Linked DNA regions of Homo sapiens: region 2 is linked to region 1. The links are chromatin contacts, found by Hi-C or POLR2A ChIA-PET in ENCODE. All regions are on one chromosome and are shown on one strand. The core of a region is the stretch at or near the end of the contact, and the rest is flanking DNA. Distances in the headings are between cores, read along the strand shown.

Region 1 (2,715 bases), core at 69-2,568:
CTAAGGATACAACAGTGAAAAGACCAGCAGGCCACTGCATCCCTGGAGCTCTCTAGAGAGAGAGAAACAAGGAGACAAATCAGATAAAAAGCAACATGCTCTGGGAAGTCCAGGGAGGGAGGAAATAATGGGAGTCAGCTGGAGGGGGCAACAGGGAAGCCTGTTCCAGGAGTGACTTTTGAGACTACCTGGCAAAAAAGAGAATTTGAAAAGGTCTGGAGGGGTTCCAAGAGGAGGCCACAGGTGTGCTGGGGAGGAAGATGTGAGAGGCCTCCGGAGGTGGCAAGGTTAGGGCATGCCTGTGCCTTCCCACGACACTGTGTGCTGGGGTTGCCCAGGATGTATCCGGGATGCAGGGAGAGGCTTAGTGCTCCATGATTGAGAAAGGAGTAGATGGAGCCCCTTCCCAGCCCCTTCCCCTGGCCTTGGTCTGCACAAGATCTCTCCTGTTTGCTGGTGTCATTTTCATTTCCTAATACCCTCTGGCTGGCAGCAAGTGATTGACTGTGTCCTCAGCCCAAGATGCTGAAAGGAGGTCTGAGTGAAAGGGCTTTCCACCTAGGGGAGTGTAAGGAGAGAAAGCTGGGATGAATTCCTAGGCCCACAGGTACAAAGCCTGTTTCTGCTGCAGGGTCTGGGAGCTGGGAGACAGACGGGAGCAGAGCCGTGTGTGATTGGAGCATCGAAAACCCACACACCCAGAGCACAGGCTCCAGCGCAGGATGAGCAGCCAGAGCCCCGTGTGACCACCTGGCCCCAGGCCTGGCCGGTTCAGATTCTCATCCTTACTGGTCACCAGCTCTCAGTGTGTGACCCACGTTGGCTCTCCTGACCTTGAATTGGGTGCAGGATTTCAAATCAAGCCTTAACTAATGTTTAGTGGGCACAGTCCCAGTCTGGGAGGAAGATGTCCAGCTCTCCACTGTCTCAGCATTGAACCTGAGACAGGGTCCCTCTCCCTCTCCAGGCCTCGGATTCCCCATGTGTACAGTGAGAGGTTTGAACTAAAGGTCTCTAAGGCCCTTGTTGATTTGATGATCTGTTATTCCTGTTGTTCTAGTTTTGCAGGTCCTTGGCAGTGGAGGGGTAGTTGTGTGTCAGCGGTTAGATAATGTGAAGCATAGTTAATCTCAAAAAGTTATTGATAATTTTAAACATTAGGCACATTAATAGAAAGCTGGGGCCTAGAACTAGAGAGGAGATGGTTCTGTCACCAAAGTAGCCAAACAGATATGCTCTCAGAGAAAACAGAATCAAAAGCAGGATGACTGTAAAGCAGGTGTTCTTCCACATGGGTGGAGGCAGTAGAGGTGTGCAGCTCAGAGGAAACAGGCCACCTGCAAACATTGGCACGGGAGAGGCGTGGCACTGGTAAGTGGAGGTCAGAAGGGGAAGTTCTGGCTCGAGCTAAGAAGGGGCTTTCCGGCAGGGCGCGGTGGCTCATGCCTGTAATCCCAGCACTTTGGGAGGCCAAGGCGGGGGAATCGCCTGAGGTCAGGAGTTTGAGACCAGCCTGGCCAACATGGTGAAACCCCCATCTCTACTAAAAATACAGAAATTAGCCAGGCATGGTAGTGGGCACCTGTCATCCCAGCTACTTGGGAGGCTGAGGCAGAAGAATCACTTGAACCCGGGAGGTGGAGGTTGCAGTGAGCCGAGATTGTGCCACTGCACTCCAGCCTGAGTGACAGAGCGAGACTTCATCTCAAAAAAAAAAAAAAAAGAAGCAGCTTTCTGAATGAAAGATGGCATGAGCTGGCCTGCCTTGGGCAGTAGGGAGCTTCCTGTCATGGGAGATATGAGAGGGCAGGTGCATGGTCACCTGACAGGTTGGCTGTCCTTTGTCCTGCCGTTCTGCATAGCTGCCATTCTGTGACCTGGGATCAGGTCCAGGCTTGCCAAATGACTTTGGGTCAGTCACTTAGCCTCCCCATGCCTCAGTTTCCTCCTGTGAAAAGGAGAGAGAATTCCTGTCTGCCTCTCAGTCTTCTTGTCCAGATCAGTTGAGGTGCTGGCTATGGAGTCCTTTGTGTGAACACCACTGAAGCACGCAAGGGATGTTTCTTGTTTTTCCCTCTAAGTTGTCTGCTTGCCATCATGCTGCCGTTTGAGTGGCCAGCAAGGTGGGGGAAACTCTTACAGCTCAAGCTGACCTGATCTGCTGAGCTAAATTTCTGCTTTACGGAATTTAGTCTTGGGAGCAACAGAATGATGGGGGTAAATTCTAAAGCAGGAAAACAAAACTTGGCACTAGTGCTGAGGGATGTCCTGGCCAAGGCAGACATCGCTAATCAATCACCACACTCTTTCCTGCTGATCTTGGATATATGGTCTCATAACCTTTACCCATACAATGACAGCTACTAATAACCCTGACAGGACTTGGCCTGTGAGGTAAACTCTATTTGCCATTCCTTAGTAAAGAAAAACAATCATTAATGCCATTCCTGGTCAGTACCAAGCAAGTGACTCAGTAAATGCATTAAGGGGAATATGTGCATTGGTGGGAAGTGGGGGTTGGGACAGCTGTGAGCTAAATTAATTTAGATGGGGATGGCTTCTTGGTGGAGGTCGTAGTGGGCTAAGCCCAAGAAGAAGAGAGGGGAGATTAAGAGAAGAAAAGGGAAGTAAGAAGGGCACACTGAGCCATTAGCCTGGCATAAGCAAAGGCTCGAGTTGTGGGCTGGGAGAAGGCTCCTGATCAGCTTGGGGTTG
Region 2 (2,715 bases), core at 69-2,568, 48 kb after region 1:
TCCCAGAGGTAACCATGGTTACTGATCTGTTATGTGACTTTCCTCTTCTACCTTTTAAAAGATTTTACTACAAAAGGGAGTCTACATTAGGGCTCTGCACGTTGCTTTCACGGTTAACTGTGTGTCTTGGAAGCTCTTCCACATGAGCACGTAGAGCTCTGTTTCATTCTTTGTGTTGGCTGTGTAATGTTCCTTGGTAGGGTTTCACTGGTTCCCCTGTTGGGTATTTGTGTTGTTTCAACTCCTTCCTCATTACAAGCAGTGGCACAGTAACTGTTCTTATACAGGCCTTTGTGACATGTAAATGGACAAATTCTTAAAAATGAAATTCCTGGGTCTGTGGATCTGTGATTTTCCAGTTTAAGCAGATACTTGCAGATTGCCCTCCAAAGATGTTGGACTGGTTTACACTTCCACCAGCAGAAGTTAAATGCGGTGTGAGCGTGTGCGGAATGTGGAAATGTGCACATGGAATAGCAGCTTTCTAGGGAGAACATCAGATTTTATCAGATTTTCAAAGGAGTCTGGAACTCAGAAGTTACTGGAAGCAGTCGCTCTCAATCCGGGCTGAGAGCACCCATAGCTGAGCTGTCCTGGAGTGTGAAGTCTAGCTTTGCTCAGCCTGTCTTGGGCCCCTCCCTTGGTGCTGTGGCTCCTGGAGGCTGGCAGGACTCAGCTAGAAAATCAGAGCCTGTTGGAGCCGGGAGGGTTCTTAGGTTATGGAGAGTTTGAGCTGGAAAGGCCCTTGGTGACCCTCAAGCCCAGCTCTGGAAAAACTGTGGCCCAGAGTGGGGAGGGTATCTCCAGTAGTCACACAGCAAGTCAGTGTGCCAGCAAAGACTAGAACTCAGGTATTCACTCCTAGTCTAGGACCCTTTCCCTTCCTTCCCACTGCCTTCAAGTTCCCCAAAGCAGCGTGAAGCACCCACCATGCCAGGCACAGAATATGTTCAGTCCCACATTATGGCTCCTGCCGAGAGGGGGTCCTGCTTCATTTCAGACTGGAATCGAAGCACCTAGGTTTGAATCCCAGCCCTGCCATTTAGTACTTGTATGTCCCTTAGGCATACATCCTGAACCTCTCTAAGCCTCGGCTTCCTGATCTATAAAGAGGGGTTAATAATAGTGCCTATGTCAAAGGCTATTAGGAGGATTACAGCAGATAATACACATAAAGCACTTAGAACAGTGCCTGGCACATAGAGTTGCTCAGTAAATGTGAACTAATACTTCTGGTACAACCATTAGTGGTAACAAGCATTCTAGTGCCATTTCTTCACGGGGCCTTTGGAGAAGAACCAAAGCTTAAAGAGGCAAAGCGCGACCCCTGCTGGTCAAAGGTTGTTTCCCTCCCATGCCTTAGATTACCTTCATTCCCTACATGCTTATTGAGTGCCTCTGTTTCAGCCATTGTGCAAGGCACACAGGAAACAGACTTGCTGTCTAGACTCCCTGCATACCGACAGAGATCTGGAAGGGCCCTGAGGGACCGGGCACAGTGGCTTATACCTGTAATCCCAACACTTTGGGAGGCTGAGTGGGAGGATCCCTTGAAGCCAGGAGTTTGAGACCAGCCTGGGCAACATAGGAAGATCCATCTCTATGATTTTTTTTTTTTTTTAAATTAGCCCGGTATGGTGGCACGTGCCTGTAGTCCCAGCTACTCTGGAGGCTGGGGTAGGAGGATTTTCTAAAGCCAGGAGTGTGAGGCCTCAGTGAGCTAGGATCATGATACTGCATTCAAGCCTGGGTGACAGAGCAAGACCCCATCTCTTTAAAAGACAAAAAGCAAACAAACAAAAAGGCCCTGAGAAGTCATCTGGACCTCAGGTTGGGCCATGGATCCCAGAGAGTCCAGCGATGGACTTGTAAGGACCTGTGGACCTCTGTGTGTCTGTGTGATTTTCTGAGGTCAGCAACTTCTGTCATATTCTTAGAGTCAAAAAAAGAGGTTTTAATCCAGCCATGTAGTCTCTCTGCCCCTGCTCATTACACCAATGGAGGAATCAAGGCTCTCACAGTGCACCGGGCCTGAGCCAGGCTAGAATGAGGTCTCTTTCCCCCAGTCCTAGGATCATTTCCCATCGAAAAAGTCACAAACATGTGGGTGCTGGTTTGGGGTTTAGGTGGGGTAGCCAGGATCCTGTGGCTCCTCAAGAGTGTGGAGTGGCCTTTTCTCTGGCTCCTGGCCTTTGGCATTCCTTGTTGGAGTGACTTGGGGTGGCATGTTCCCCAGGGAAACTCTCCGTGCTGTACTAAAATCTCATGATCTTTCTCAGTTTGTTATCAAGCTTGGCTAGGATCTCCGGCGGAAAATCTAGATGTATTCAACTTCCTGCTCTCTCAGCTCAGGTACACTCTGTACCTGCCCTCAGGGTGCAGAAGCAGAAGAGCTTTTACAGTTTTTATAGAAAAAAAAAAAAAAGCCAAACAAGCTTAAGTGTAGTCTTCCACTTGTGTAAAAACAACAGGGTAGGGCCAGGCACAGTGGCTTACGCCTATAATCTCAGCACTTTGGGAGGCCGAGGCGGGCAGATCGCTTAAGGTCAGGAGTTTGAGACCAGCCTGGCCAACATGGTAAAACCCCATCTCTACGAAAATACAAAAATTAGCTGGGTGTGGTGGCAGACGCCTGTAATCCCAGCTACTTGGGAGGCTGAGGCAGGAGAATCGCTTGAACCCGTGAGGTGGAGGTTGCAGTGAGCCGAGATCCTG

What was found. Hi-C counts contacts between places; a loop is a spot of excess contacts on that map. ChIA-PET counts read pairs that join two places held with the same protein, here RNA polymerase II (POLR2A). Pooled maps may share reads with other maps.
Region 2: a loop to region 1 is called in a map of psoas muscle, with 2.4 times the contacts of the local background. The contact joins two enhancer-like sites. A Hi-C loop is called at or near these places in 20 of 168 maps with a recorded cell type or tissue (GM12878, K562, Right ventricle myocardium inferior and 8 more), 8 of 37 single-sample maps with no recorded cell type and 20 of 50 pooled maps. POLR2A ChIA-PET finds 5 or more read pairs at or near these places in 5 of 52 experiments (GM10248, GM12878, H1 and 2 more).

The regions. Positions count from the first base shown.
Region 1 is chr5:149,779,498-149,782,212 of GRCh38, forward strand. All of the region lies in intron 1 of PPARGC1B (PPARG coactivator 1 beta), which reads left to right. Among named protein-coding and RNA genes, the nearest start is that of MIR378A, 48 kb to the left of the region's middle. RefSeq lists an enhancer at 1,148-1,227. Within about 2 kb of position 1,319, at least 15 of the 41 ENCODE cell types and tissues checked have a DNase peak (open chromatin) inside an H3K27ac peak, as active enhancers do; they include psoas muscle, where a contact is called at or near this core.
Region 2 is chr5:149,827,278-149,829,992 of GRCh38, forward strand. The region is part of intron 3 of PPARGC1B (PPARG coactivator 1 beta); the gene reads left to right. Among named protein-coding and RNA genes, the nearest start is that of MIR378A, 96 kb to the left of the region's middle. Within about 2 kb of position 1,319, at least 5 of the 41 ENCODE cell types and tissues checked have a DNase peak (open chromatin) inside an H3K27ac peak, as active enhancers do; they include psoas muscle, where a contact is called at or near this core.